2 separate regions of the Homo sapiens genome follow, and region 2 is linked to region 1. Evidence: chromatin loops called from intact Hi-C (ENCODE). Cell type or tissue: B cell. All regions are shown on one strand. Links, peaks and the distances in the headings refer to the core of each region. The heading gives the core; the rest is flanking DNA.

Region 1 (16,649 bases), core at 8,596-11,095:
AATTTTTTTTTTTTTTTTTTTTTTTGTATTTTTAGTAGAGATGAGGTTTCACCGTGTTAGCCAGGATGATCTCCATCTCCTGACCATGTGATCCACCTGCCTCAGCCTCCCAAAGTGCTGGGATTACAGGTGTGAGCCACTGGGCCTGGCCCTAAGAAGTTTTAAGGATAAAAGTCATGGCCGGGCATGGTGGCTCAAGCCTGTAATCCCAGCACTTTGGGAGGCTGAGGCAGGCGGATCACCTGCGGCCAGAGTTCGAGAACAGCCTGGTCAACATGGTGAAACCCCGTCTCTACTAAAAATACAAAAAATTAGCCAGGCATGGTGGCAGGTGCCTGTAATCCCAGCTACTTGGGAGGCTGAGGCAGAAGAATCGCTTGAACCCGGGAAGCGGAGACTGCAGTGAGCCCAGTGAGCCAAGATCACGCCATTGCACTCCAGCCTAGGTGACAGAGAGCAACTTCATTTCCAAAAAAAAAAAAAAAGAAGATAAAAGTCATGCATCTCTGTTTTTGTAAGCAAGTTAATGTGTTATTTGGACAACCAGGTAGGCATGCTTTATCAAATTTGTAGGTGACACTAAATGATGAGGGACAGGGCAAGAAACCTGGCTATCTAGGAGTTAAAGAGAACTCTACTTGGAGGTTTTGGGGGAAGCAAATTCAAAAGGAACTGACAGTACAAGGTGATGACAAAACCAAAGAAACACTAATAGTTTTAGTCTCTATTAGTAAATAGTACACGGGCATCCAAAACGGGGACAGTCCTGTCGCTATGTGCCATCCAGACCACACCCTCGGGACTGTACTTGTTCCTAAATAACATCTCAAGTAGAACACTGATAAACAAAAATGTGTACGTAGTAATGGGGTCACGACAGTCAAACCGTCTGAGATACATACAGCTTGCCGAGGAGCTTGAAGAAAATGTGCCTAAAGACTGTCACAGATTCCCTCTGTACTGTTCCAGGGGCAAAGACCAGTGAGTGTGAGCTACAGAGCTTCACTAAAACGGGGCTTCTTAGCAATAGGTTGGGTGGCCTATAAAGTAATGACTATCACTTTACCAGAAGGGTTTTGGAACACAGAATGACTATGTCAAGATATTACAGAAAAGGTATCTGCACAGAGAGGGAAGTGAGGGTTGGACTACATAACTTCCAACGTCTCCTTTGATTATTAGATTTTATGCCTGGATGGTAATTATGTTGTCTCTGTGTGTTGAAAGTGGGAAGAAATAGTTCTTCTAATTAACAGTTAAGTAATTAGTGATAATCACTGAATTATTTGCGCTGGTAGCTTAGAGCAAGGGTCAAGGCTGCATTGCATTGCATTGGTATAGGTCATAAATCCCCTGCCAATAAAATTACTTTTTCTACTAGTTAAGCATCTGGCTAAATACTGGGGAGTAACCAAATAAAAAGAAATGTTTAGTGTTGGGGGGGAAGCAGTTTACTGTCTTGTAGCAGAAATGAACATATTAGAAGACAATTTCAACAAAGAATTACAAAAAAAAAAAATGCCATAGGAAGTGAGAGAGGGCTCATGGATGAATCTGAAAATCTTTCATTTAAAAAAAAAATCACCTTAGTCTGTTTCAGTCTTGGTTCAAACTATTTTGGAGTGTGTTAGTTCAATGGGAACAGCCCTGCCTTTAACAGACTGGAAACTATGGGTATTCTGGAGGTTTTTTTTTTTTCACGTTTCCTAGAGTATGTAGTAACCTAGGAGGAGTTGGTGGGTGTGATCTATTCCTTCTCCTTTCCCTGCTTGAAAAAATAAAAAAATGCCTTTCCATGGTTGAGGGAAAAATATGGGGGCTGGCCAAGAAAAGAAAGGGCTGTCACAGCAACTACGCTGAGCTGCTCGCTGTCCAGCTGGCCCTCTAACAGACCACGTCCAAATTCCAGACTGGAAAACAAACTAGCTCACGATATTCGAATGGAAAATTCATGGGGAAGATCCAGATTCAGCCCTGGGAGGAATACCTCACCCAGAAAATAAATTCAAGCCAGCACCACAAGGGATAACAAACCAAGTTTGGGACGAGAGTCTGCTCTGTGAGATAAAGCTGACTGTTGAGGAGGGAAAGAGGGAAAAGTACAGAAAGAAGGGCTAAGATGGAGAGAGAGGGACCGTAAACCATTATAACCCCCTAACGCCATGGGGCGGGGGGAGGTGGGGGGAATCCCTAAAGGCAGAGCTAATCCACACCCTGTGTCACATGAATTGGTAAGTTTTCAAAATTAATAAAATCTTTTCTTTCTTCCTATTTGTCCCCTTCCTACTGAATAAAGGGGAGCGGCATATCTAAGTGTAAACAAGAGTAAAGAGCTCTGGTTTTTTAGTTAGACTGATCAGGCTTAAATCTAGGTCTGACTACTTAATAGAAGAAAAATTCCAGGCAAGAAGTAATTTCACCCCTCTCAGTTGCCATTTCCATAACAGTGACAAGAGATGATTAGTACTTCCCTAAAGGAGTCATAGTGACAGGAATAATTTATACATACAGTAACCAGAACTCTGGTTTCCAGCACATAGCAGGTGTGTGATATATGTGTCTAATGAAGTTAAGGCTTCATTAACCTTTAATGTATGATTCAGTAAGTATCCAGATGACAGTACCTTAAAGGTGGACACAGGTAGGGCCAGTCCCATTTTATGACCCATATGTAAATCTGTCTGTAATTTTTGTGTACTGAGCTATTAGCTTTTCAGAAGCTAACATAATACAAACTTTTTAAAAGGTGTTATCTAGTCATTTAGGTTTAAAACAACATATATGCCAACAAACTGTTGTTGGGGAAGGGCAGGAAAACACACTGCTGAAATCCGGTGGGCTCTGTTATGTCACACTAATCATAATTCTATCTTGTAATTTATCCATTATTGAAGAGTATACAAAGTGATTTTAAAAGACAGTATCTTGGCCAGGCACGGTGGCTCATGCCTGTAATCCCTTTGTAAGCACTTTGGAAGGATGAGGGGGATGGATCACAAGGTCAGGAGATTGAGACCATCCTGGCTAATATGGTGAAACCCCATCTCTACTGAAAATACAAAAAAATTAGCCGGGTGTGGTGGCAGGCACCTGTAGTCCCAGCTACTCAGAAGGCTGAGGCAGGAGAATGGTGTGAACCTGGGAGGCGGAGCTTGCAGTGAGCCGAGATTGTGCCACTGCATTCCAGCCTGGGCGACAGAGCGAGACTCCGTTATTTATTTATTTATTTATTTATTTATTTATTTATTTATTTATTTATTTATTTATTTATTTGAGATGGAGTCTTGCTCCGTCGCCCAGGCTGGAGTGCAGTGGCATGATCTTGGCTCACTGCAACCTCCGCCTCCCAGGTTCAAGTGATTCTTCTGCCTCAGTCTCCCGAGTATCTGGGACTACAGAGGCGTGCCACCACACCCGGCTAATTTTTGTATTTTTAGTAGAGATGGGAGTTTCACCATACTGGCCAGGCTGGTCTTGAACTCCTGATCTCGTGATCTGCCCGCCTCGGCCTCCCCAAGTGTTGGGATTACAGGCGTGAGCCACCTCGCCCGGCCAAAAGACAATATCTTATTTGGTCTAATGCTATTGCTCTCTTGAGGAAGTGTGTATAAAGTAAAATACAGAAACCTGCAAAACAAAGTACCTGGGATTCACAAAAACACTATGCCTAAAATCAAAATCTCAGGTCTGAAGCTCAGTAGCATAATTCTGATCTGCAATTCTGTTAAATCGAGATTTTACAATAATTACTCTAAAAAGACTAAATTGCTTATGCTTGGGGTTAGGGTGTACAGTAGGTCTACAGAATTCAAAATTGTGTCCTGGGGAAAACATCCAGGGGTTCAAAAATTATTTCTCTAAATATAGAAATTAAACTATGATGTGTGGAGATCTTTCCTTCCTATGAATATTCAAACTGTGACCAACCTCATTTAACCTTTACTTGGCAGAAAGTCTCACTCTTGGGTGGTTTTAATTACACTTTTAGAAAAAGCCCCAAACAGTTTAAGGACCCAAAACACAGTAGTAAGTGGTACACGTTTAAGTAGAAGGTTCTAGGAGGCTACATGGGGGAAGTGTCAGCTAAATCTGTGAACAGGGCCAATCTTGTAAAACTTGGACCCTGAACACAACTATAGCATAATATCCTTAACTACTCTCAAAAAATGAGACAAAAATAGAGAAAAACACTTCTCATATTTGTTTTCAATATTTCCTTTGTAGTAAAGTTAGAGAGTTGACAATCAGTAGGAAACTGCTCTGGAGTTAGAGGATTCAAAACCATTTGTTTTTAAATTTAATACTACTGGAGGGTATCTACATGTAAACTATTTCTAAAAAGACCTGCAAATGAAGACTAGGTAATTTTTAAAGCTGGGCAGTAAAAATTGGGAAGGCAAACAGAGGCTTGCTGGGTAAAACAGACTAAAAAAACTCAGAATGCAAATTACTAGTATTCACTTAGCAGTCGTAGAACAGGCACAGGGATTACTCATCATGTCATCTGTACTACACCCTCAAAATGAGACAGGCTACTAACACTTTACAGATGGGAGGGAGACAACGGAGCACACAGACATTAGGGAACATACTTTACATCACACAGAGTTAGAGGCTGGACCTGGTTTAAAAGTTGGGAATCCTAACTAATCACAAGCTATGTGCTGTGTCATTAACAAGCAAGGTCTTAAGAGCATCGTACCCTCAAGTGTTGTTAGGAATAACTCAAAGGTACTTAAGGAAAGACTTAATTCCTGACCATGTGTCCAAAGTGTAATGGTTCTCAACCTTGGGTACACAGCAGGGTAATCAAAGGAGCTTATAAAGATTTTGATATCTAGGCCACACCCCACCCAATTAAATCAGAATATCTGGAGGTAGGACCCAGGCATCAGTATATTTTTAAAGCTTGTTCAGCCAGATAATTCCAATGTGCATTCAAAATTGAGAACCTCAGGTTTGGTTAACAGTATATTTATACTTTTACCAGATTAAAAATCCTATGTCATATGTATATGCACAGCACAGATGCCTTCACAAATGAATGAATCATAAAGCCACCTATGATGTCTGTTGCTACCAAAACAAAATTCGGTAATTACATGTGTTCATCTTCAACTGTAAGACAAAATGCCTACAAACCCAGATCACATACATCCCTTCCTCTGATTTACTGTATAACATGCTAAGGAAGGGCAGATCTCCAAATAAAACGATCTGCCAGAGTGGGGCTGCAGCTCCAGAAAATGAATGGATAATCTCAGCTTACCTGGGCTCTGCTTGGAAGCCAGAAGAGATGCTGCATCAGGGCATGGCTCTATTGTACACCAGTTTTCTCGGTTTATCTGAAAGAAAAAGAAAACACAGAGTTTCAGACATTGAAGTAATGTGAGATAATTTTACAGGTGCCAAAATTATGTCAACTGACCAACATTCCTATCTTTTTCTTTAATACAGGGTGAGCAAACTTATGTCAAGGGAAAAAAATTTTTTTTTCACAATATTACCACAGCAATCTATACTCAAGGATCTTTAGAGGTTGTCAATAAAAATTAGGCATACAAAAGCAATAAGAAAAGATACACGAAGATGAAGGCCATAGTGTAGGCCAAGGGTAAAATTAAAAAAGTTAACAAATGAAATTGACTAAATATTAAAATACATATTTGGTGTGGCTCATGCCAGTAATCCCAACACTTTGGGAGGCTGAGGTGGGAGGACTGCTTGAGGCCAGGAGTTCAAGACAAGTCTGGCAAATGTGGCAAAACCCCATCTCTACTAAAATACAAAATTTACCCAGGCATGGTGGTGGTGCACGCCTGTAATCCCAGCTACTCAGGAGGCTGAGGCACAAGAATTGCTTAAACCCGGGAGGCAGATGTTGCAGTGAGCAGAGATCGCGCCACTGCACTCCAGCCTGGGCGGAGCAAGACGCCATCTCAAAAAAAAAAAACAGGCTCAGAGGGGTTGCTGAAGTAATAAACAGCAGGACTGGTGCTGGAATGCCAAGTCTGTGTTATTCTAAAAAGCAAATACTTCCCCCTTCCCCACAAATTAAAAAAAATTTAAATATTGCCTTTACACCTCCCAACCCTCTTAATATTATAATTCTCTTTGATTGAATTTTAAATTTTTAAAATTACCACTGAAGATTTCAATACTCCTCTCTTAATTGATAAACACAAACAAAATCAGCAAGATAGAGAAAACTTGAAAAACCTCAACCAATCTGAGCTAACACAATATAGAACACTCCACCCAATAATAGCATAAGAAACATTCTCAAGTGCACTTGGAATGTTCATATTCTATCACATAAAACAAACCTCAAATAAAACAAATGTTCATATTGTATCACATAAAACAAACCTCAAATAAAACAAACATATACTGTAGCACAAAACAAGTCTTAAATATAAGAGAATTAAAATAATAAAAAGTATGCTCTGTGATCACAACAGTATTAAATCAGAAATCCAAAACAAAAGATACTGGGGAAAAACTCAAATATTTGAAAAAAATTTTAAAAACTTCTAAATAGGCTGGGCGTGGCACGCCTGTAATCCCAGCACTTTAGGAGGCTGAGGCGGGCGGATCACAAGGTCAGGAGATGGAGACCATCCTGGCTAACACGGTGAAATCCTGTCTCTACTAAAAAAAAAATACAAAAAAATTAGCCAGGCATGGTGGCAGGCGCCTGCAGTCGCAGCTACTCAGGGTCAGGAGGCTGAGGCAGAACGGCATGAACCCGGGAGGCAAAGCTTGCAGTGAGTGAAGATCGCGCCACTGCACTCCAGCCTGGGTGACAGAGATTAAAAAAAAAAAAAAAAAAAACTTCTAAATAACCCAGGGAAAGTAGAAATATTAAGAAAAAGAAGAAAATATTTTAAATTGAATAAAAATTAAAACACCACATATAAAAATGTGTGGATATAACTAAAGCAGTGCTAACAGCAATATTTGTAACATTACATGCCTATATTAGAACATAAGGTTTCAAATCAGTGATCTAAACTTCTACCTTATGAAACTAGAAAAAGAGGAGGAAATTAACCCAAAGCAAGCAGGATAAAGAAAATAAAGAACAAAAATCAATAAAATAGAATACAGAAGAACAATAAAATCAATGAAACCAAAAGCTGGTTCCTTAAAAGGGTCAATAATATCAATACAACTCTGGCGAGGCTAATCAAAAAAGAAAAGCGACAAATGACAGGAATCAGGAATTACAGAGTGACACCATTACAGATCCTATAGATATTGAAAAAATAAAGAAATATTACGAACATTACTGCAATAAATTCATCAAGTTGGATGAAATAGCATTCCATGACACTATGCAAACTACCAAAATTCACTCAAGAAAACATAGATAATCTAAATAGCCTTATTCTATTAAAGCAATTGAGTCCATAGTTTAAAACTTTATTACAAGGAAAACTTCAGGCCTAGATGACTTCAGTGGTGAATGCTACCAAACATTTAAGAAAGAAATGTCAACTCTACACAAGCTCTTACAGAAAACAGAAGAAAAGTATTTACAATGCAGCTCATTTTATGAGCCTAGCATTACTCTGAAATCAAAACCAGACAGATATAAGAAAACTATAGATCAATATTCCTCAGGAATACAGATGCAAAAAACCTTAACAAAATTTTAGGTTAATGGAATCCAGCAATATATATCATGAGCAAATGGGTCCATCCCAGGAATTTAAGGTTGGTTTAGCACTTGAAAAACCAGTTTATTAAAAGACCAAAAAACTCACGAACTAATGATCATCATTAGATGAAAAGAATTTGGGGCCGGGAGCGGCGGCTCATGCCTGTAATCCCAGCACTTTGGGAAGCCAAGGCAGGCAGATCACTTCAGGTCAGGAGTTCAAGATCAGCCTGGCCAACATGGTGAAACCACATCTCTACTGAAAATACAAAAATCAGCCAGGTGTGGTGGTGGGTCTCTGTAATCCCAGCTACTAGGGAGCCTGAGGCATGAGAATCACTTGAACCCAGGAGGCAGAGGTTGCAGCGAGCCGTGATTGTGCCACTGAACACCAGCCTGGACAACAAAGCAAGAATCTGCCTCAAAGGAAAAAAAAAAAATCAGCAAAATTCAACATCTATTCATGATAAAAACTCTCAGAACACTAGGAACAGAAAGGAAATTACTCAACCTGACAAAGGCATCTATAAAAAACCTACGGTTAACATTATATTTATTGGTGAAAGACTAAATGCTTTCATTCTGAGATCAGTAACCAAAGATGTCCATTCTCATCACTTTTATTCAACAATATTCTGGAGGTCCTATCCAGTGCAGTAAAGCAGAAAAAGAAAGAAAACGCATACCATTGGAAAGGAAGAAGTAAAACTTGGTTTATTCACAAATGGCGTGACTGCCTATGTAGAAAATCCTAAGGAATCTATAAAAATACTGGAATAAATAATGTATTAATAAAAGCAAGGTTGCCAGACACAAAGTCAACATACTAGCAATGAGCAATTAGAAATTGAAATTAAAAGTAAAAGCAATACCATTTACAAAAGCCTCAATAAATATAAAATAATTAGGGATAATTTTAAGAAAATATGAGTAAGACTCATACTCTGAAACCTTTATAAAACATTGTTGAGAAAAATTAATGCAGACTTAAATAAATACAGAGATTCCATGAGATCAGAAGACTCAATACAGTTGTTAATTGTCCTCAAATTGATCACTACATGATTTCAAGACATACTATAAAAGCTGCACTAACCAAACCGGGGTGATATTAAACAGCAGACATATAGATCAATGGCAGAGAAGAGAGAATCCACAAACAGACCTTCACAGATATGGCCCATTGATTCCTGACAAAGATGCCAAGATATTTTAATGAGGAACAAATAGTCTTATGAACAAATGATGCTATAACGACTGGATACTAATATGTAAACAAATACAACTCCCCAAGATCTAAAATCTTACCCCAAACCTTACCACCTATAAAAATGAACTCAGAATACTTTATATATCTAAATGTTCAACCTAAAACTATAAAACTCCTAAAGAAGACAGAGGGAAACACTTTTATGGGAACTTCGGTTACACAAAGATTTCTTAAATAGTACATTTTTTAAAACATGAAAAAAAAGGATAAATCTATGTCAACCTTAAAAACTTTTACTCCTCAAAAGCCACTGTTAGGAAAACAAAAAGGTAAACTAAAAACTGAAGGAAAATATTTATAAAACAATTATCTGCTAAGAACTCCTACCCGGAATATTTAAAAATAAAAGAAACTCTTACAATGCAGTAACAAAGCAACATGATTTTTTAAATGGGTAAAAGATTTGAATAAACATTTTATTTAAAAAGATATACGAAAGGCAGATAAGCAAAAAAAAGATACCCAACATCATTAATCCACAGGAAAATGTAAATTAAAATCACAAGGACATAGCAGCAGACATCCATTACAAGAGTCAAAATTTGAGACTGATAATACCAAATGTTGGCAAAGATGTGGAGCAACTAGAACACAGTACTGTTGCTGAAAGAAAGCAAAATAGTACAGCCATTTTGGGAAAGCAGTTTAGCAGTTTTTCATAATGTCAAACATATACTTACATACAACATAGCATTCCATTCATTTACCGAAGAAGAATCAAAACCTACTGTCACACAAAGACTTGCACTGGAATTTTTAAAGCGCTTTAATTCATGAGAGCTCCAAACTAGAAACAGTCCAGATTGCCATCAAATGGTAAATGGATAAGCAAATTATAATATATCCATACAATGTTATAGATTCATAGAAAGAAGAAATGAACTGCTGATACAAACAACATGGATGAATCTCAAGAGTATTACGGTAAGTTAAAAAAAAAAAAAAGCCAGACTCAAAAGACTATGTATTGTATGGTTCTATCCATGCAATATCTAGAAAAGGCAAGCCTACAGTAGCAAGAAAACATTAGTGATCAGCAGAGAATGAAGGAGAAGACTGACTACAGGGAGACAGAACAGAACTTCTGAGCTGACAGAAGTGTTCCTATTATGATGCGGTAGTGATTACACAATTTAAATATTTGTCAAGGCTCACCAAACTATAAACTTATATTGGTTAATTTTGTTGTATGGAAATTTATACCAGAATAAAGCTGAAAACAAATACATTCTCAAAAACAGAAGTATAAAATATAAAATAAATTTTAGTCTTCACAATTCCCACACACCTTAACATTATAACCCTTTAATCATTAAAACTGACATACTTAGATGTAATTCTAAATAATATGAGCAGAAATATCTAAACAAACTACTAAGTAGTTGTGAATATTTGTATGCTCAAAGACAGAAGCCTTGATTTTATTCAATAACCTCTAAAATATATTTCTGATCACTTTAGTGAGAATCTTAAACTCTTCTGCTGACAAAGATCAACAGTTTTACTGTATATGCTAAGTGGCATAAGGCAGAAAGCTAGAGACATTTTGTCAAATTATAACTGACAATAAAATGAATGAAAGGAATTAAACTGCTTGCAAATAACCAGGCAAACTAGAACCACATGAAACAAAACACTTTATCATTTGCTCTGTTCAGCTATTTTACTATTACAGAGAGCAAAAACAGCAAGAATCAGGGGCCATCAAGGTTTCAGTTCCTGGTGTGTTACAAAATGATGCCAAAAATTTAAAAGTAATCCTGAATGGAACTGAATCTTCAGCAGGTGCCCTGGGATTACACATATTTAAAAATATCCTTTCTGAAAGGTACTTTAAGGTATACACAATAAGGAAGTAACCACAAATTTTGTAACTTTACCAACACCCTATCCACATCTTTCAAAGAATTGAAACAACACATTTTCCTTTTTAAAAAAAAAAGGCCGGGTGCAGTGGCTCATACCTGTAATCCCAGCACTTTGGGAGGCCGAGGTGGGCAGATCACGAGGTCAGGAGATCGAGACCATCCTGGCTAACACAGTGAAACCCCGTCTCTACTAAAAATACAAAAACATTAGCCAGGCGTGGTGGCGGGCGCCTGTAGTCCCAGCTACTCGGGAGGCTGAGGCAGGAGAATGGCGTGAACCCGGGAGGCTCAGCTTGCAGTAAGCCGAGATTGTGCCACTGCACTCCAGCCTGGGTGACAAAGAGAGACTCCGTCTCAAAAAAAAAAAAAAAAAAAAAAAAAAGAAAAAAAAAGTCATTCAGAGAATTTTCTCTTAATTTCAAATGGCATTTCATTTGCAATGAGCCAAATTTTACTTACTGTGAAATAAGATTCTCTGCTAATAGAACCACTGTACTGCAATACAAAACTACACTTTTAAGCTGGAAGGGAAAAAATTACTCCCCCCCCGCCCCTATTATTCCTGTAATAAGAAGAGGCTGCATGAATACAGCAACAAGTTTAGTTTACAGAAATAAAAGAGCTCAGATGATTCTTTAGTGATAAGTAAAGAATGTGGAAATGAACTACTACGAATTACCATATTACTGTCTCTTACCTTGACCTTCAACAAGGGGCCAACAGTTTAGAAAACCCTATTAAAATTCTATTTCTGCCGGGCGCGGTGGCACATGCCTGTAATCCCAGCACTTTGGGAGGCCGAGGCAGGCGGATCACAAGGTTAGGAGTTCGAGATCATCCTGGCCAACATAGTGAAACCCTGTCTCTACTGAAAAAATACAAAAATTATCTGGGCGTGGTGGCACATGCCTGTAGTCCCAGCTACTTGGGAGGCTGAGACAGGAGAATCGCTTGAACCATGGAGTCAGAGGTTGCAGTGAGCCAAGATCACGCCACAGCACTCCAGCCTAGCGACAGAGCAAGATTCCGCCTCAAAAAAAAAAAAATTTTATTTCTTAGAATACTTTTCATTACCTTCTCAATACCACATGTCATTCCACAGCCAATGAGTAAAGTGAACATTATTTGCCTTGAATATGCAAGCAACTAAGACTCTCTATACTTTTCCTGTCATTTTAGGTACATGTGTTACATAAAGTGAGTTTCATATTTTACAAAATTATATACAATAAACACATACTACTAGAACAAAATTAAAGTTACATATCTTTAAGTAAATATGCTAATTTCTGAGTAACAGTGATGAGAACATAATAACAGTGATGAGAACATAATCATGTTGGAAAACAATTCTCCATGTCCCTCTTGCATTTCTGCAGGTTTTATCAGCAAAAGCCCTGATGGTCCTTTTATTCTAGACTATCTTTTCAAGACTGTTTGTATATCAAACACCCTTAGAAGATAAAAATACTGTTTCCTTCCGAAGCAAAGGGCAGGTTTGTTTCTGTCCAGTATTATAAAGATAATGTCTCAGTCAAGGGCAAAGGTCACACAGGCTTACTGTCCACTGTATAAAAATTCAGATTTCTTCAGGTTTAGATTTCTCAGCTGTGACACAGCATCAACCTGGACCCCTTCGTGTTGCCTGCATAGGGCTTAGGAAGCAAGGAGAACCAACGAGAAGGTGATGCTGATGCTGCTGGCTATGCAATGAGTAATACATTTACCTGTCTCTGACCCTAGAATGCCATGACTTCAGCCAGCACCCATGAAACTGTGTCAGGATGTAAGTTAACTTGCCAGCTTGCAAGTACGGAACAATTTCCGATCCACCACATTAACAATTAGTATATATTATATAGTATTAAAAATTTTACACACAGTGGCAGCCAAAAATCTCTTGACATGTTACACTTCTGTGGTGCAATCTCCTAATCTATTTTCAATTGGGTGGATATGTCTGAACGACCACAAAGAGACAACTTATATTCCTTTTAACTTTCCTGTAGTTTCCCAAATTTTCTTCAATGGTTATATATTTCTTTTATTTTTAAAAAATTTATCTTGATAAACTTATTTTGTAACAACTTCAGGCTGATACAAAAAATAGTATACATAAAAAGTAGAAATAACTTTAGTTTGCAAAGACAGCACAGAAAGTTCCCGTTTATCCCCACTCCCTTCCTCACTGGTTTCTCCAACGTTAACATCTTACATAACCATAACACAGTTGTCAATACTAAGAAACCAACACTGGTACATTACTATTAAGTAAACTCCGGACTTTATTTGGATTTCACTTGTTTTCCCATTAGTGTTCTCTTTCTGTTCCAGGATCCCATCCAAATCACCACATTGCATTTAGTGTGTGTGTGTGTGTGTGTGTGTGTGTGTGTGTGTGTGTGTGTGTGTGTGAGAGAGAGAGAGAGAGAGAAAGTGTGTGTGTGTTATTTTGCATTTTAACATCCTTATTGAGATGTAATTCACATACTAGAAAACTGGCCCATTTAACGTATATAATTCAATAGTACTAGTATATTCATAGAGTTGTGTAACCATCACCACTATGTAATTTTAAACATTTTTATCTTGACAAAAAGAAACCCTATATCCATTAGTAGTCATGCCTCACCCCCATCCCCTGTCCCCTAGTGCCTAGAGAGCCACGAATGTATTTCTATCTCTACAAATTTGCTTACTCAGGACATTTCATACAAATAGAGTCACACATTATTTGGTCTTTCATGCTGGGTTCTTTCACTTAGCAAAATGTTTTTGAGGTTCACCCATGTTGAAGCATGTAACAGTACTTTACTTCTTTTATTTCCAAATAATATTCTACTGTATGGATATATCCACATTTTACTTATCTATATGCATCAGTTGATGGAAATCTGGGTGGTTGTTTTTTTTTTCACTTTCTGACTGTGACGAATGATGCTGCTATGAACATTCAGAGTTTTTGTGTGGACATGTTTTCAATTCTCCTGGGCATACGCCTAGGACTGGAACTGCTGGGTTACATACATGGTAACTTTATGTTTAATACTTTAAGGAGATGTCAGACTGTTTTCCAAAGTGGCTGTACCATTCAACAATTTTTCTACATTCTTGTCAACACCTATTTTTGTTATCTTTCTTATTGTAGCTACCACAGTAGGTGTGACATGGGTGCTCATCCTGAGTTTCTTTTTTTTAATGGAAAAATCTATTTTAAAATCTATTGTTACTTTCTAGAAAAGGAAGATTGTGTGAAGATGTAAGGCTCGCCATGCTGGGATGTTTCTATCCTTCTATTTTTTAAAAACTGTGTTAAGTATCTTCTATATAATAAACACTGTACCAACCAAGCCTTAAAAGCAGAAGTAGTAAAATAGCTTGTCCTCAAAGAACTCACAGCTTACATGTGAGATGTGAAAATGTTAGGTCGGTCAATAAGCCTACCATAGCATCTTGCATAGTAGACAATGAAATGTGTGTTCACTTGGACAATGCATGCTGTAATTAATAGAGATGGGAATGACAGTGAATGGAACACCACATTGCATAGAGTATTTTCGTGCTACGTATATTTCTGGTTGGGTCACAAATGTTATATATACAGAGACACTGGGCCGGAATTACAATTTTCCATCTTAGTTCATTGTGTTTGTGTGTGTGTGTGTGTGTGTGTGTGTGTGTGTTACAATTTTCCATCTTAGTTCATGATGTGTGTGTGTGTGTGTGTGTGTGTGTGTGTGTGTGTGTGTGTATGTGTTAAAAAACAGAGAATAGAGAAGTCAGAGATGGCACACACCAGTGTCTAAGAGCCAGAGAACTCGGGAGATTAGAGCTTCACAGAAGCTGCTGCAGAGAAGTCAAAGCAGATACAAAACAAAAAGAAGTTACTGAATTTGGCAACTGTGAGCTCAGGAGTTCAAGACCAGCCTGGGCAACATGGAAAAACCCTGTCTCCACAAAAAATACAAAAATTAGCTGGACATGGTTGTGGGCGCCTGTAATCCCAGCTACTCAGGAGGCTGAGGTGGGAGGCTGGCTTGAGCCCGGGAGGTGGAGGTTTCAGTGAGCCAAGACAGCACTGCTGCACTCCAGCCTGGGTGACACAGCCAGACACTGTCTCAAAAAAAAAAAAAAAAAAAAAAAAAAAAAAAAAGGCTGTAAAGGAACTCATTATATTTCTAGATTCATGATACTTTAAAGTACCATCCCATAGATTTGACCTTTTTACATACCCCTGAGAAGGCATGTTGCCATTTTAGAGAGGAAGAAAACACACTCAGTGAGGCTTGGTGATTTGTGGAGAGCATACATGTAGATGAACTATATTGTATTTATAGCTTTATCTGCTCAAAAGACCATAAGCTTCCAGAGAACAAAATCGCATCTATTTAACGGATCTCCCCAATGAGTAGTAAGTGCATGGTTCATGGTGGATGCCTAATGAATAATCTTTGAATTCATTATCCTCAGTGATTCTGAAGAAAAAAGTGGAGAGACTCCCTGAGGATTACAGCCCTGCTTCCCTTTACTAGACCCATAAAAAACCTGAGGCCAAAGGAGGCAAAGTAATTTGATGAAAGTAATAAATATTTCAAAACAGAGGACCCAAGGTTTCCTCACTTCCAGTCCACCACAAATTTCCCCCTCAAGAGTCTCTTCTTGTTCTTTTCCCTTTTTCTTCTTTCTCCTTTCATTTTCCCTCCTTCCCTCACTTCCTTCCTTTTCAGAAGAAGAAGCTGTCACCCCAGGCTGGAGTACAGTGGTGCAATCATACCTCACTGCAGCCTCAAACTCCTGGGCTCAAGCAATCTTCCTGTCTCAGCCTCCTGGGTAGCTAGGACTACAGGCATGTGCCACCATGCCCAGTTGTTTTTTAAAAATTTTTTTGGAGAGGCAGGGGTCTCACAATGTTGCTTAGGCTGGTCTTGAACTCCAAGCCTCAAGCAATCCTCCCACCTCGGCTTCCCAAAGCATTAGGATTGCAGCCGCGAGCCACTGTGCCATCTCTTCTTATTCTTATATTTGTCTTAGAATTCAATAATAATTGTTTACAATTTTTTAGTATTAAATTGAATAAGTTTGGCAAAGTGTATTTCACATCTTCAAGAAAGATTTATTGGAAAACAGTCATTGTTGATTTAGACAAAAATATTTAGAAAATAAGGCATTACTGAAATGACACAAGTAAAATATGAAACTGGATACCAATTTTTTTAAATATCAAAATGCTGTAACTGAAAAAAAAACTGCTGTTTGTTTGTTGTTGGCTCTGTCAATTACTAGAATCCTGTGGTTTTAATCACCAGCAGTTAATTAACAATGATGTCCTGAGGAGGCTCACTGTCTCTAAGAACACAAGAAGCTCAAGCAGATCTGAGATGATGCACACTTTCGGGCAGGTTCTCTCTTCTGAATTAGGCTTCATTCGTAAACATTTAAAAGTAAAACCCATACTGAAGAACAGTAACATTTCCGATAATTCGGGGCTTCTGCACCAGGATTGGGAAATCTAGCAGAAGGCGGCTTCTTAACACTATCTTGCTGTCAGCTACACACTGACACTCATCCACACAACTAGCCAGCAGCACTTATGGAGTGCTCACTTTAGGCAAGAAACCAGGTTAAGGTACAGCAATAGACAAGAAGGTGAAAAAGATGATTCTGATTACAATTGGCATAGTAGCTACCACGGTTTATAAGTATAATTTTAACACAAAATGCCTTGGGTTACGAAGGCTTGACATCCCAAGATGATAGATATATACATACATCCTTATGAGTCTACGGATTATCAGATTCAGTGAGACAGCTCCACAAACCATGGCCTATAAGTTTGGAAACACTGATT
Region 2 (16,649 bases), core at 7,111-9,610, 55 kb before region 1:
CAACCTCTGTCTCCCAAGTTCAAGCAATTCTCCTGCCTCAGCCTCCCAAGTAGCTGGGATTACAGGCACTGCCACCATGCCCGACTAACTTTTGTATTTTAGTAGAGATGGGGTTTCACCGCATTGGCCAGCTGGTTTCCAACTCCTGACCTCAAGTGATCCGCCAGCCTCAGCCTCCTAAAGTGCTGGGATTACAGGCATGAGGCACCGTGCCTGGCCCTTATATTCTCTCTTTATTATCAGCCTATCCATCTATATACTATACAAAATATACTATATTTTATGGATGGATATTTAAATTGCTTTCAATTTTTCCAGAATATAAACAAGTTCACAATAAATAAGTACGAAGGATCATTTTAGAATTCCTTTTTTTAAGCCACTGTGGGTGCCTGACTCATATTGATATTCAATAAATATTTGTTGACAAACTGCTTTTGTATGAATCACATATCAAACACAGTAGCTTGCAGAATTCAGTCAAATGAACTTTGTTGATTGACTTCATATAAGATCAAGGACTTAAGGGTACAATTATTTATGATTAAATGTAAAAAACAAATCCAGTGTGAAGTCATTAAGACTTTCTAGACTGAAGCTCTCCCCTTACTAATGCAGACAACAGAGTAGAAGCCATCTTATTCCTTTATAAACAATTATAAATCAGGACAATATGCTGAAATATTTGAAAAAATCCATGAATACCTTTCAATGACTATTTCCATGCTTTAAATTTTACTCAGTTGTTTTTAAATCTACCCATTAGTTGTTACGTCTTTTTCTTCCATTATAGATTCTATTCGTTTCATCCTTTTAGTAATTTTCTTTCTTTTTTTGAGATGGAGTCTCGCTATGTCACCCAGACTGGAGTGCAGTGGCGCGACCTCAGCTCACTGCAACCTCCGCCTCCCGGGTTCAAGAGATTCTCCTGCCTCAGCCTACTGAATAGCTGGGATTACAGGCGCACGCCACCAAGCCTGGCTAATTTTTGTATTTTTAGTAGAGACGGGGTTTCACCATGTTGGTCAGGCTGGTCTTGAACTCCTGACCTTGTGATCCACCCACCTCAGCCTCCCAAAGTGCTGGGATTACAGGCGTGAGCCACTGCGCCCGGCCCCTTTTAGTGATTTTCAACATCTCTTGCTTGTACATCCCCTAATTCTTCCTCATGGTGGTTTACTTCCTTATGTGGCATCTATGTATCTTTTATCATGAGCTCGGCTTCATAGGATTTTATTCCTCCTGCCGTAGCCTTGGGTATACTGATTTGTCAACCTAACCCAATGGAGCAGTTCTACATCTGCTACAGGCTGGGTCCCTCAAGGATCTGTCATTCCTAAACTGGAATTTCATGTAACCTCTTGTGAAAGTTTCTTAGCCTGAAGTTCTAGCACATACAGACGGTGTAAACTTGGACTCCAGATTCATCAATTCTCACTCAGGGACCTGGGGAGACTGTAAGGTTCCTTTCTGCTTCTGAAGGCCACTGGGTAGAATTTTCCAAGGCCCTTCATCATGGATGTTAGTCTTAAAACAGCATTTCTTATACAGGGGTCTCAGTCCCAGCTCCCACTACATACCCTGAGGCCGCATATCTTGACCCCAAATGAGGGGGCATGCTCTTTACTGCTCTGAGTTCCCTCAGGAATTTTCTATTTGGCAGGTTCAGCTATGTATTAATTTTTTAAAAAATAGATTTTATTTAGCATTTTATATTTTATAGCAGAAGGCAGGTATCTAGTCTGCTTTACTGATGAAGTTCCCTGAATATTAATTTCATACTGCCAATCAAGAAATACAGCCTCTTCCCGTTTTTCTGAGATCAGTGCTCTCCAAAAGAAGAACTGGCACACTGCAAGGAGGGATGTAAAAAACAATCCCTTGGAACACAGGAGGAAGATTTTACAGCTCTTATTTAAAATGACTCCTTAACGTAGAAGAAAAATTGAGTTAATGTCTAATTGATAAGTGGGTGCCTCGCTCAGTCTTTATGTTAGGCAGCCTCACTTTATATGTGACACTAGAGGTTTCTTAAGGGAGCGGGGTATTCTTCACTCAGGAGATGGGCTGGGCATGCATAATCCACATTTGTTTACTTTCAGCATGTTGTGATGAATGGAAACATACAGGTATCCAATAAAGTGGGCTTATGGATTATATTACCTGGTTTCCACTAAAATCAAATGAAAATGATGAGAGTTACACAAATTCCTTCAAAGAAGTCATGAATCAAAGACAATACTAATCATACTAATAACTAACCAGAAAACAAGAAAATGGCAATTCTGAGACTTATTTTTAGAATGAGCTCTTGGAAAGTATGGCACAGTAGGACTTGTATGTAATTTTTATGTTATGTATGTATCCTATGTGAGTATGCTAAAAATGTTTTAATAATAGGTGAACATGCTATAAAATGCTTGGTGATTACTGCTCTAGGCAACCAGGTTATTCCAGTACTAAGAAGCTAACTGTGTCCAATGGCTAAAAAACTAAACTATAGACCTCCGACTGGTGTCCCAGAAGAGTCCTATTAGAACCTGGGTTCCAAAATAAACACTGGAGGAATACTGAACAGTGACAGTCTCTTGTTTCCTAGAGGTTACATGAAATTATTATTATGTGGTAGTGGCTCTCAATGGTCTGGTAAGTCACAAATGAAGGATGACATTAATGTGTGTGATCTCTGCCCACAGGGATGCATGAGGATTCGGGTGAGAGCTCTCATGGTTTTTGGTTACTTTTGAAAAAATAGGACAGTAAAACAAATAGTGTTGCTGACTACTTTGGGGGTGTAACATCCAATAAAAATCATTTTACATGAATGTGTGTCATAAAGTCAGTCATATCAAAAAGTCACAGGAACTGTAGCACAGATTAGACAGGCTGTGTGCTAGCTGTAACTCCACTCCTCCTCTTCCAAGCAAGAAAGTGAGTGAAAATCATCACAGAAGTAACTTCCAATCTGTCCAAATACACGTTTTTTTGTGTGTGTTTTTTTGAGATGGAGTCTCACTCTGTTGCCCAGGCTGGAGTGCAATGGCACGATCTCAGCTCACTGCAACCTCCCCTTCCCAAGTTCAAGCAATTCTCCTGCCTCAGCCTCCCGAGTAGTTGAGGTTACAGGCACGTGTCACAAAGCCCAGCTAACTTTGTATTTTTAGTAGAGACGGGGTTTCGCCATGTTGGCCAGGCTGGTTTCGAATTTCTGACTTCAGGTGATCCGCTCACCTCGGCCTCCCAAAGTGCTATGATTATAGTCGTGAGCCACCACGCCTGGCCCAAATACACTTTTAAACATTTCAAATTTCTACCAGGCACAGTGGTGCATGCCTAATACCAGCTACTCAGGAGGCTGGCTGAGCCAGAAGATCACTTGATGTCAGGAGGTCAAGACTTAGCCTGGGCAACTAGTGAGACCCTGTCTCAAAAAAAAAAAGAAAAAAAATCAGATTTCAGTAAGTTAACTATTTTTAGTAAGAAATTACTTGGGATATCCAACATAAATGACTGAAAACAAGATTTCAGGACATCATGGTCTGAGAGTTGCTCCTTGACATCTGAATTCGTCACTATAACATCTGAATTGGTTATAGATATAGTATCATGTTAATTACCTCAGCCTTCCGGGTGACTGGACTGGCCCTGGACTGGCTGGAACTCCAGACTGTCACCTCTGACCAGAAGCAGCCTCCTTGATTTACCCTGGTATGCTCTACAAATACTACTTTTGATCTGTGCACTGACAAAATTTTGAGATGCACTGCCTTACAGCAAAAACGTGCAAATTATGGTCTGTGGGCTAAATGTGGCTTGAAGCCTATTTTTGTATAGCCCATGAGCTAAGAATAATTTTTACATTTTAAATAGTTTTTAAAAATCAAAAAACTATTACATAACAAAAATTTTATGAAATTCAAATTTCAGTATCCATAAGTGAAGTTTTATTGGAATCACACTCATTGGTTTATGTATTGCTTACGGCTGCTTTTGCACTGCAACTGCAGAGTTCAAGAATTGTGACAGAGACCATGTGGGTCACGATGCCTAAGATACTTTTTATCTGGTCTTGTACAGAAAAAGTTAAGCAACTCCTGCCTGAGAGTGTCTTATCAAAACCAGGAACAATGCTCAGTTAGCAGACTTGGCTTTCAGCAGGTCAGCACAGAATGTCCCTGAGCACGGAGGTGCTCTCCCTTGGCCGTCACTATGGCTTAATGTTGGTAATGGCTGAAGCATATACCAAAGTAATAGAATAAAAATGAGCACATATGATCTAACAGAAGACCACTGAGTAGCTTTAGGGTTTGGGGTTATGGATAATTTTGATGCTGACACAGACTTTTAAAACGTGCAGTGGTTTAGAGATCATAGAACAGAGTGCAGATGCTCCTCATCCTTTCAATGAGGCTACATCCACATAAACCCATGGTAAATTGAAAATACTATTAAGTCAAAAATGCATTTAAATACACCTAACCTTCTGGACATCATAGTTTAGCCTGGCCTATCTTAAACATGCTCAAAACACTTACATTAGACTATAGTTGGCCAAAATTATCTAGCACAAAGCCAGTTTTATGATAAAGTGTTGACTATCTCATGTAATTTATTGAATACTGCACTAAATGTGAAAAACGAAATGAGTGTACCAGCACTCAAAGTACAGTTTCTACTGAACGTGTATTGCTTTTGAACCACTGTAAAGTTAAAAAGCTAGGCTGAACCATCTTAACTTGACTGTATTTGAAATTGGGGCTGTCTGAAAAAAATATAGGCTGTATGTTATACATCTAGAATTTCTTTCTTTTATCATGTCTAAAGAAAGATATAAAAAGGGTTACTTCTCCACATAAATGAGGAACAGATAATGAGTGGGGACAGGAAACAAGAAATGAGCTTTCTTGAGCCAAGAGAGTTCCATCTTACGAGAGGAAGAAGCATGTCTCTTACTTGCACAAGTATAGGCATCTTTGTTGGTGAAGGGCTTCATACACTGGCTACAGCTGATGGGACCCACAACAGGAATGGAACTGAAAGTGTGCCCGTTGACAGTCTTCTTATCTTTCTCCTTGTCTTTAGAATCTTTCTCCTTCTCCTTAATCTTATCTTTTTCTTTTTCCTTTTCCTGCCGAAGAAAAGAAAATAATCCACAGTTAATTGAACACTGGAGGGCTTTCTCCTTACCTGGGCACCCAGATGGCATGTGGTTAACAACAGCTGGTGACTATTTTGGAAAGGAGTGAGAAACAAAGTTCTGGGCAAAGTGTTTTGTTTTGTTTTTTTAAATTAAGGCGTTGGCACGCAAGCTACATTAGAAAATTCACACGAAAACTGGGCAGGCGGAACAGTTCTGGCAGTGGCTTATTCATTGGTTACTTCTACCAACAGACACAATACCCAAGGACCAGCACTGCAAGGAGGCTTCTGACACCTCAGTACAGCCCTTCCTCAGCAAGCTACAGCACAGTCCACACAGGAAGAGAGTCATGGGTTTAGGGCCAGCTTTAGGCAGAGGGCAGAAAAAAGGGTGGCAGCAATTCTGGGATCAGCCTGAGGGAAAAAAAGATGCCTGGGTGGCATGAAAAATTACCGAGGCTCCTCTCTTTCTCACATCAATTGCATATCCCTAAGTGACGGAGTATGTATAAAGTCTCCTCCTTTACTCTAGTTAGAAATATTAAATATGCCCCACATATACATTTTCAGTTTCTGCTAATTAGAATTTTAAGGTTTGTAAATATTAACTTTGCCCTAATTTTCAAACCGGCAAGAGGAGACTGATAAGAAGGGGAGGCTGGAAAACCGTACAGTGGTTAAGAATACGGACGATGGTACCAGACCTCGGTTCAGATTCAGGTACTACTACCACTACTACCACTACTGCCACCACCACCACCACCACCATCACCACCACCACCACTACTACTACTCAGTAATAGCGTGACCCTAGGTAAATTATTTCTCTGAGCCTTAGTTTTCTCATTTGTCAAATGGGAGTAATCACAAAAGTACCCATCTCATATGTTTTTTAAAACATATGACAATTAGGTGAGATAATACATTTCTAAAGCATTTTGCACAGTGCCTGGCACACAGTGAATACACAATAATGCTTAGCAATATTATTAATTACTCATAATTTACTGGAAATGAGTTTCATTAGCTCATTATTCTCCTAAGCCAACACAGAAAGGTATTGCTTGCAGTAAGGGAAAGGAAGTTTTGATGTGAGCAGGGAAGATAGAAGAAATTGGGGAGTGGCTAAAGGACAACGGTGCAGGGCAGGGAGGATAGGAGAATGCACGGATGACAGGAAGGAGCCTTGTTAATAATTTTTCTCAAAAACCACCTTTGTTGTTCCTCAAGCTAGATACCAACAGGGTCACTTCCTTTAAAAAAATGGGGTTCCAGGGAAAGGAAGTCCCAAGGCTTAGTAGCTCACTCCTCTACCCTGAGTACCTAGGGGTGCAGGAAGGCAGGAAAAGCAGGCAGTGTCCCTAGGTTGGAAAGATAAGCTTCCTACGCCGTGCTCTCTGACCTCTTTTGTGAAGCTCCTTTCTTTCCTGTGGTCTTCCCTCACTTGTCAGAGTGGCAACAGAAACTGATACTCATCTTGTGCTTCCTGTGTGCCCAGCCACTGCCCAGGTGCTTCTACTTACTGAGCAGGCCAAAACCGGGCTAGGTACAAAGCACAGGGGACACCAGCAAATGAGACATGAGACTGGGTGAACAGTGGGGGCACTGGGCTGAGAGTCAGGAGCTCTAAGTGCCAGATTAAGTTGGCCATGTCACCTTAAGAATACTGCAGGAATGTCAGAAATGTTCTAGAGACAGACTGAAAGCAGAGGACTCATATGACATCAAGCCTCAATCTAAGAGAGGCTGTTGTCAAAGCTTACACAGTCATGAAGAGGAACGGAAAGGAATTCAAACACTGAAAACTTGAAGAACTACTGATGAGTGGTGGGTCCTTAATGAAATATCTAAAGCAGTCAGGGACATTTCAGGTGGACACCATCCTTAGGAGGCCAGGACCATGGGGATATAACCATGCTCTCCATAAAAGGTCCTTTAGAAGCACTGTTTGGCAGAGTACTTGGCTGGCTTATCAGTATCAATGAAATAATTTCCTTTCAAACCAACTGGACTACAAAGACCTACCATTCACAAGGTAAGAGGTTTTACCTATTGTCAATACCATTGTTATGTCCTAAAAAAATTCCAGGAAAATGGGTGTCCCAAGTCAGTGATCATGACAACTACTAAATGCCTTAACATTTTGAATCAATGTCTTCTACATACATCATTTCGTCTGACTCAATAACTCTGAAGTGGGCAGGGTGAGCATTATGCTTCCCATTTTACAACGTAGAGGATAAAGATAATAAATAACAGCTAAAAATCTGAACAGTTACTACGTGCTAAGCACTGTAGTAAGCAATTTACATGTATTTTCTCACAACAACCCAATGATAATACTAGGTATTATCTCCATTTTACATCTGAAGAGATTGAAGCTTAGAGATGTTTAATAATGCATTTGAGGCCACACGCCAATAACTGCTCAAGCTGAAATTAAGATTCAGATCTGGCTGACTGTAAAGCTCAGCTCTCATACACTGCACTATGCTGCCAGGGACTGGAGAGGTTGGTTGACTTGCAAAAGGTCACACAACAGATGATCAGCACAGTCAAAATGGGAACCCAGGTCTTCTGACTTTCTGTTCAGAACCCAACCACTGTAATGAAATGGTAAATAATTGCTAGATCTATGATTCATGTGAAGTCTTTTGTTAATCAAATACATATAATGAACATCTAAGAGCCAAATTACTACACTTTTGAACTATAAAAAATAATGAGAGAGGAAGGGAGAAAAACTCCTTCACTTTACAAAACAGGAAGCTGTTCTGAGTGAAAATTGGTAATCACTAAAGTACATAAAACTTTAGTAATAATCAACAACTAAATTTGGGTTTTTTCAAATAATTTCTTTCTTTTAACTAAATTTTGCTAAAGGTTTTTCCATGCATAAAATGTTAAATGGAAAAGCATCTGATTTTTTTGCTCAGGAAAGTTAAATTATACTTCAATCGTTTAAAAAATCTTTTTATGGCAACCAGCTTATCCTCTCAAGCCTTGCAATGCTCTTCAAACCTGAATAAATAAGAAATAGCTTCCCTTTGCAACAATCCAAATTAGTTCTTCCCAGGATGGAAACAAAACAAAACAACCAACTCCACTGGCTCTTTCTGTGTTTACTAGAATTTAGTGCTTTAAAGAAGTCAGGCTCTTACCTCCCCATGCTTTGGTCCTATGAATCTCACTGTTATGTGGGGTACTTCATGAAACCGAGCCCATTTTATCGACATGATTCGACCCCCATGCCAGGAAGCGTGCTCTCACAGAAGCGGGGGCGCATGCCGTCAGGGCAGAGCTCAGCAGCTTTGAGCTGCCATTAGTGAAATCGTAAGAGGAAGCCAGAGACTGGCTGAGAAAGGGAAGGAGGGAGGGCTGAGGCTGCTTGTTTCCTTAAGACAGTCTTAACTGTTTGAATGCTGCTGCTAAAGCCAACAACCCTTGTTACAAAGGATACAGGAAATGAAACGAGACCTCACTCCCCCCAAAAACAGTGTGTGTGGACAGTGCTTAAGCAGCAATATAAGAACTCTAGCAAGGTTTGAGGCCAAGTTTTTACACGGGAAGTTAAGGAACACATCTTACCTATTTTAAAATAGACTCCTCATTTTGTAAAATGCAGTGAGTTTCATAAGAAAACTTTTCAGTGAAGTTGCCTGGTGTAAAGTGGTGACTAGTTATTTTCTGAAGTTTGACTTTTCCATGTTTAACAACTGGCAAAATGCTTTAGCTGTGTGCTGGAGAAACAGGCTAACGGTATTTAACAGGGATAGATGCAGGTAACAACTGCACTAGGACACTATCAAAGGTGATTCTTCACTTTTCCAAAAATACCCCTTTATACATGTAATTACAATAAAAAGAACACTCTGGACAACTGTGAAAACATGATATGATCAAACAACTGTCATGTTACAGATCTTTAATCAAAGAAGGAATGAGAATTACATTTAAAATTAAGTCTTTGTAAACACTACTCTAGGAGGCACTTCTGAAAGGCCTATGGGTACAGCTCTTTTTTATACAGACCACAGGACCTAGGAGCTGTAACTGAATGTCCTGTTACAAAGTCATGTAGTATACTTGCAGCTGTGCAGGAATTTAACCTGTGCACTCAAAAATACCTACTTCAAATCAAATAGATTTGTCTAAAACATTTCTAACCACCTCTTGTTTGTCTACAAAGAGGAAAGCTTAGTATTAGGTTGGTGCAAAAGTAACTGTGGTTTAGAAAAAAGAAAACCAGTGTGATAGGATGGTTTGAAGAGGGTCATTCCACACTCCCTTTGTGAACTCGAACACCATGCATATGAGTGTTTAAATACTCTGTAACACGCAAAATTACTTAGCAGGAAACAGCACTATCTCTCAAAGATACTAAGACAAAAGCAGAAACTGCCAGTCTTCCTGCTATACTTCCTGTTTAGCATCCCCTCTCATCTTCCACAAACACATTCAATATATTTATCTAATCTAATCACTTATGCCAGTCGGTGATAATTCTCAAAAGGACATAGGATCAAGGACTCAATTTCTTAAGTTTATATACAAAACCCAGTGATCCAGACAAAATATGTTACCCTCCTAGGAATGTGAACAGTTTACTGCCTACTGGCTTTTGGCTTCTTTGGACATGTTTAAGAACTGTTTATCATCACAATTATACAACTGAATGGAATATATCTAGGTTAATCACTATAACCTATTTTCATAAAGATATATATATCATGCAAAAGGAAAGCAGACATTTTCAAATAATCCTTAGACACTTCTCTAAGAGTTACAGGTGGCATTTTAATATTATATTCGGTAGATGCTTAAATTTTTCCTTTAAAAGATGTAGGTCTAGTTTTATTGTATGGTAGATTAATAAAACAATTGGATCAGACGGTCTCTCACAGCATCTATTTAAAAAATAATTTTTAAAAACTGAAAATTTATCATTTTCACAGAAAAATCAGTGTCAATATCCATAGTAGCACTTTCAATTTGTTAACATTATGGAGAAGTAACATTATTCAATAGTTAAGAACAAGATTAGAGTTAGCATCACTATGTTAAGAAAATTTAATATTCATTAATTTTTATGTTACCATTTAGAAAATACAGTACTTCTGCATGGTAAAATGCTATGCAGATACATAGCAGAGTGAGGGTATTTAACACAAAATATACTGCTTTACTATTTCCCCTATTTCTTTCCTCTCTCTCTCTTTTTTTTTTTTTTTTTTAAGAGACAGGGTCTTGCTCCATTGCCCAGGCTGGAGTGCACACAGCGTACTGCAGCCTTGAACTCCTCGGCTCAAGTGATCCTCTTGCCTCAGCCTCCTGAGTAGCTAGGACTACAGGTGTGTGCCACTACGCCCAGCTAATTTTACAATTTTTTTGTAGAGATGAGGTCTCACTATACTGCCCAGGCTGACCTTGAACTCCTGGTCTCAAGTGATCTTCTCATCTCAGCCTCAAAGTACTGAGATTACAGGTGTGTACCACTGTGCCCCACCCCCACCTTTTAAAAAATCATCTTTTGCTACATTGACAAAAGCCAAGCTGTTCCAATTTTATTTAAAAGTGAGCTAGTAACACCTCACTATAAAAGGTGACTTACAGTTGCCACTAGGGCACTCTAAACACTTGGTAATGGGAAATGGACTACAATTCAGGGTTACAAATTTGTAATTTTTTGAGTTTCCACTGCTAAAGACAGCACGACCCCAAGAGATCAAATCTTGAAGCCAAGTCTGAAAGAGGAACCAATCTCAATTGCAAAAAAGTGTTGTCATTTTGACAAAGGAGATGATCAGAGACAAGAGGTCAACTGATACTAAAAGTTTCTACCAGTGATCACAGATTTCGGTCTAACACAAAATATGTTTTCTCCTGTCCTTTCTGCTCATCTCCTCCTAGCAAACTCCAGTCCTTTCAGATTAAAAAAGTTAAAAGAAAAAAATTACGCTGTATAGTAACATTTTGTTTAAACACAAAATGATGAGTACTACTTCCTGGAAGTCAGATAACAGGAGGTTGTGTGAGGTTGTGTGAGGTTGTGTGACATGAAGCATACATCTCTGTGCCTCAGTTTGTAAAATAAGGAGGCTAGGCTGAGGGCTGAGACTTTTTTAAAGGTCAGGGTCCAGTTTCTAAATTCCATCTTACGTTGTTTTTTTTCCTATCATGTGTATGTTTTACCTTATCCATGAGATGAGTGGTACATTCACTGCTCTGTCCTAAAACTCCATGACATTGGGGAGATGGCTAGAAAGGGGGAATCTCCACTTATTTATTGGTCTTCCACGAAAAGCTTGTTTGAAGACAAGATTCAGTAGTTTTAAAGCAAAATAAAAAACAATGAAAACATTTTGAATTCATCCAAACTAGATCATAAAGTTTTTCAAGGTCAGGACTATGAGCTTTAGTTCTCTTAGGTGCCTGTTAACACCTAGTGGAATGCTAAGACTATACAAAGCATTTAATAATACTTGGCTAATTTATATTGCTCTGTCCAAGGGGATTTTCTTTTGTTGATACCAACTAGTATCCAAGCCGGCAGTGGTAAGTAAAAAAGGTAAGGCTCTATTTTAAGCCTGGCTGCCAATATGTAAATACGTAGAATACTGGTAAAGCAGTATTCTTTGACCTTCATTTTTTTTTTTTTTGGAATTATAAAACAAGGCTGAGTCTGAAGTTAAATGTGTGATTATGCTAGAAATAATTTGCTAGACTCTTTGCATCTCTCCCTGATTGCCTACTTTCTCTCCATTCTGTACTTGCACAGGAGAAATGAAAACACAATTCTTGTGGCACGTTTGGTGGAAAAATTTCTTTGAATGTATTTGCTAAACCAAGAGATCTTACAAAACATGGTAAAATACTTTGGCTATATTTCCATCAGCCCACTGAAGTGAGGGCTTGAGAAGCTTAGTGCACCTTGTTTTGTGAGGGAGGAGGCAATGCCCTTTTATGACAATATTCTTGAATTCAATGTTTGTTTATTCCCTTACTTCTAAATATGCATGTATCTACGTGTGTATATATCTGTATGTACATGTATATACCACACACACACACACATGCATGCACGTGCACACACACACATACACACACACACACACACACAGTGATTCCTTGCAAGAGTTCCTTAACTGATTTCAAATTTTTATTTACTTATGTCTTTATTTTGTTAGAGGGTGTTGTGGGTAGATGAACAGGGTGTGAGAGGCGAAAAGTTTTTCCCCACGGACTTGAAATGGAATCAGTTTTGGTTTAGCACTGGGAATCAGTATAAGAAAGTGAACTTCTTTTCTCCCTTTCTTTTGAAAATACATTTTTAAAAAAGATTAGAAATATATAAACCAAAACATTAAGTGTAGTTATCTCTAAGCGGGGTTATTCCAGGAGATTTTCATTCTTTTACTTTTAGATTTTGAAGATTTCCATAATGAGCATGTGAAAAATAATTAGATAAAAAATGTTACTTTAGGCTGGGCACGGTGGATCACACCCAGGGCTTCGGAAGCCTGCAGCGAGAAGAGTGTTTGAGGTAAGGCATTAGACCGGCCTAGACACAACAGCAAGACTTCATCTTTACAAACAAATTTAAACATAGCTCAGCACGATGGCACAACATGACTGTAGCCCTGGCTACTCGGGAGGCTACGGTGCGAGGCAGGAAACTGCTTAAGCCTGGCAGTTCAAGACTGCAGTGAGCTATGGTCACGCCACTGTGCTCCAGCCTGGGTGATACAGTGGAGCCTTACACACACACACACACAGACACACACACACACACACACACACACACGGTTTAAACATTTATTTAATCTCTTAATCACTAAGAGAATATATTCCAAATGCTCCTAATTAGAAATAGATCTAAGAAATCATATTAGTCTTAAAAGTTCTTGTAATCTTCTGTGGGATAATCCTTCCCTCTAAAGCCAAATATAAATATTTTCAATCCTTTGATCTTTGCATAAAATCCTTCTGTTGCATTTAAACTGATATTACAGATTTAAGCACTGTGGTTTAAGAGTATGGGATTTGAAACCAAAGAGATCTGGTTTGAACTACTTCTTCACATTAGAGGAGTATCCTCGGTAAGGTACATCACTTTTAGAAAAGAGAGATAACACCTACCTGACAGGGTTGTTGAAAGGGTTAAATAATATATGGAAAGCACTTAGCATATAGTGAAAACTCAGTAACTGGTAGTTCCACTTCTTGCTATTTTTCTTCTTATTATTTTCCTTTAAATATTAGGCGATTTCGGAGAGTAATCCTGAATTTATTTCCATTTATGTCCCCATGATTTAACCAGTTTTGGTGTGAATGCAGGCTGTGACAGGATCCTACTGAGGTGATCACAAGCAATGCCCACAGTGATACTCACTTTGCTCTTCTTGCTGCTAGACATTTTATTCTTGATGTAGCTGAATGTACGACTGACTTTTGTTCCACTCTTCCATTCAGAATCTTTCTTGGAGGGGCTATGTGGCAGGAAATTATAGTTCTCTTCTGTTATACTAAATAAAAACAAGAAGATTGATTTTTTTTAAAGGGCTACAGAAGTTAAATAAAAGTGAAGCAGAATAAAAGGTAGATGAAGGCTGCTGAATGGCTTTTTATAGAGTATGCCACAACGCCCAGGTTCTGTTATCAAAACTTGGCTAAGTTTCCTTAGATCCGTCACTAATGTTTTCTTGTTCACTTGTCTGTTTTGGAGACAGTCTTGCTCTGAGTGGTGTGATGATAGCTCACTGCAGCCTTGAACTCCTGAGCTCACGCAATCTTCCTGCCTCAGCCTCTAGAGTAAGCTGGGACTAAAGGCACATGCCACCACGCCTGGCTATTTTTCAAATTTTTTTGTAGAGATGGGGTCTTGCTATGTTGCCCAGGCTGATTTTGAACTCCTGGCTTCACACAATCCTCCCACCTCAGCCTCCCAAAGTGCTTGGATTACAGGCGTGAGCTACCGCCTGGCCCATTTTTAATGTTTTAATTATGGATTTTCAGTGACCTCATGTTAAAAAGAGCCTGTCAATTATTCAGTAATTATTTTATATGGAATCTATTCATCTACAATAGCATTCAATCTACAAACTCCTTTGTAACAAATGGGTGCTTGAAAGGAAACCCATATATGTAGCAGAATGACAGGGTACTTGTTAATAGGAGTTGCAAACCAAGGAATCTTATGACTGACCACATATCCAAGTTCCTTAACGGTAGAGATCACAACTTTTTTCTAGCCTTTGGCACACGGGACAATCAGGACTGTGGACTGGTCCATGCAGCTAGGTTCAATTTTAGGAGGGAACTTACTGAGGAGCAGACAGAATTGAGGCACAGTGTTGAAAGATCAATTTTAGGAGTTTTATGTAGATTCAGTGATCTACCTGTTCAAGAAACCTACATAAAATCTAAGTCCATCCAAGATGGGCATGTTCTAACTTAGGTAATTTGCAATGGTTGATTTTCTTAAATGCTGGGCATTTGGGGCAGGTGCGGTGCTCACACCTGTAATCCCAGCACTTTGGGAGGCCGAGGTGGGCGGATCACGAGGTCAGGAGTTCAAGACCAGCCTCGCCAACATGGTGAAACCCCGTCTCTACTAAAAAATACAAAAATTAGCCAGGTGTGGTGGCACGCGCCTGTAGTCCCAGCTACCCGGGAAGCTGAGGCAGGAAAATCGCTTGAACCCGGGAGGTGGAGGGTGCAGTGAGCCGAGATTGTTTGTGCCAGTGCACTCCAGCCTGGGTGACACAGTGGGACTCTGTCTCAAAACAAACAAACAAACAAAAGAGCAGCTGGGCATTCAAATAAACAATCCGTTATATAGAAAAGGCATCCATTTATACTACTTTGCTTAGGTGTTCTAAAATATTTTAGACATTTCCCACAGAACAGCAGTGATTGCCTCTAGGGCCTCTGTGAGAGGGCAGGTGGCAGGCAGAAGCAGCACCACAAGGGGTCCTGTCAACAGTCAGTTTATTTATATATGCATTGTTTACAAAATACAGCAGTCTGTTTTTAAGATAAGGGGGAAATGGTATGAAAACCACTGCTGTAGAAAGGAGAAAGAATAAGCTATAAAAGCAGTGCAAAGAGAAGCATTCATTGCAAGGGTTCTAAATCAGAATCATAACTGATGCCTCTGTGAAAAAGAAGGCAACTCAGAAAAAACTGCAGGGCAGCCATAGGAACCCCAATTAAACTTCAAGTAGAATATTCTATCTCATAAGCATGAAAACCTAAATAAAAATAATGAGTCAGAACAGAAATCTTTTGCTTGCTGTCAAGTAAAGAATCAATTTCACGCCTGTAATCCCAGCACTTTGGGAAGCTGAGGCAGATGGATCACCTGAGGTCGGGAGTTTGAGACCTGCCTGACCAACATGGAGAAACCCCATCCCTACTAAAAATACAAAATTAGCTGGGCATGGTGGCGCATGCCTGTCATCCCAGCCACTCAGGAGGCTGAGGCAGGAGAATGGCTTGAACCTGGGAGGCAGAGGTTGCAGTGAGCCAAGATCGCGCCATTGCACTCCAGCCTGGGCAACAAGAGCGAAACTCTGTCTCAAAAGAAAAAAAAAAGAATCAATTCGTTTACTTCGACAGAGCTATGTATCATTTACATGTATACAGAAGAAAACAGCTTTAAAGCTTAAAATAGCTAAGACTATTATAAATTGCACACACACACAGACACTAATATGAAACAAAATGTTGTTTAGACTGTTAGATTTAGGAATTAAAAATCCCATAAGCAAAGGGTGCACAAGTTCATAAAGTCAAATAATAGTGTACCCTCACATCAATAAATACAACCAATTTTTATCATGAGGACAGTATAATTAATAAAACTACTGAAGACATTAACTTTAAGGTATAGCCTTCATGACAAAACCACTTTTAATCATTATTCCAAGTTTATCACTCAAAGAAGAACCCAATAAGCTCAATTAACTTAGTTTACGTAATTAAATGGCCTAAGAGATTTTAAATTTTCTTCATTTTATTTCTGGAAAAAGGAGTAACAAATTTATAGTACCTCTCAGTCAGATTAGCACTGGTATTGTGGAAGGTACTGTGGAAGGGCCGTGAATCTAGAAAACAAGGCAGAAAAAAAGTTAGAACCAAAAAATTTAACACTGATGCCGGGTAGAATATTTATAAATTCACAATGACACAGCTAAAGCAAAAACAGCGTGTGAAAGTCAGCACATGGTACCTCCTCCTTCTAAAGGTTTGAAAGAAGGAAAAATTAAACTTGAAACCCTCAAATTAGAACCAGAAGTAGGTAGTGAATTTCTCATGAAGAAAATAAGTTTAATCCAGGATTCAAGTAACTAAAAAGACTCCAAATAACTTTTTCTAATGCTTAAACACATATGAAGCATGTTTAATTCCAGTTCTTATCAATCTTCAGTTTGCACAAACCATCCTTCTGAGATGACATCATAGGAAGAATATAGAATAGGAAATTAAATGTCATATTTTATCCGTTA

Evidence for each region. Peaks named below come from ENCODE experiments on the same cell type or tissue, not always from the same donor. Only the 100,000 strongest peaks of a DNase experiment are listed, where the experiment ranks them.
Region 2: it touches region 1 in a loop (2.0-fold over the local background); 15 of 110 quality-filtered maps call a loop at or near these places.

Annotation. Positions count from the first base shown.
Region 1 is chr15:85,628,070-85,644,718 of GRCh38, reverse strand. AKAP13 (A-kinase anchoring protein 13) reads right to left here. Exons shown (of 37, transcript NM_007200.5): 9 at 5,270-5,345. Among named protein-coding and RNA genes, the nearest start is that of LINC02883, 120 kb to the left of the region's middle. RefSeq lists enhancers at 15,011-15,180, 15,867-16,408. In B cell, for the core only: no CTCF peak of the experiment used is centred there; no DNase peak of the experiment used is centred there; H3K27ac peaks cover 429 bases.
Region 2 is chr15:85,681,756-85,698,404 of GRCh38, reverse strand. It overlaps AKAP13 (A-kinase anchoring protein 13), which reads right to left. Exons shown (of 37, transcript NM_007200.5): 15 at 16,193-16,247; 16 at 13,532-13,664; 17 at 4,954-5,128. Among named protein-coding and RNA genes, the nearest start is that of LINC02883, 69 kb to the left of the region's middle. RefSeq lists a cis regulatory region at 403 and enhancers at 319-488, 5,136-5,185, 5,626-5,675, 6,616-6,705, 6,856-6,905 and 1 more. In B cell, for the core only: no CTCF peak of the experiment used is centred there; DNase peaks (open chromatin) are centred at 7,647, 7,871, 8,484 and 9,534; H3K4me3 peaks cover 2,430 bases; H3K27ac peaks cover 2,500 bases.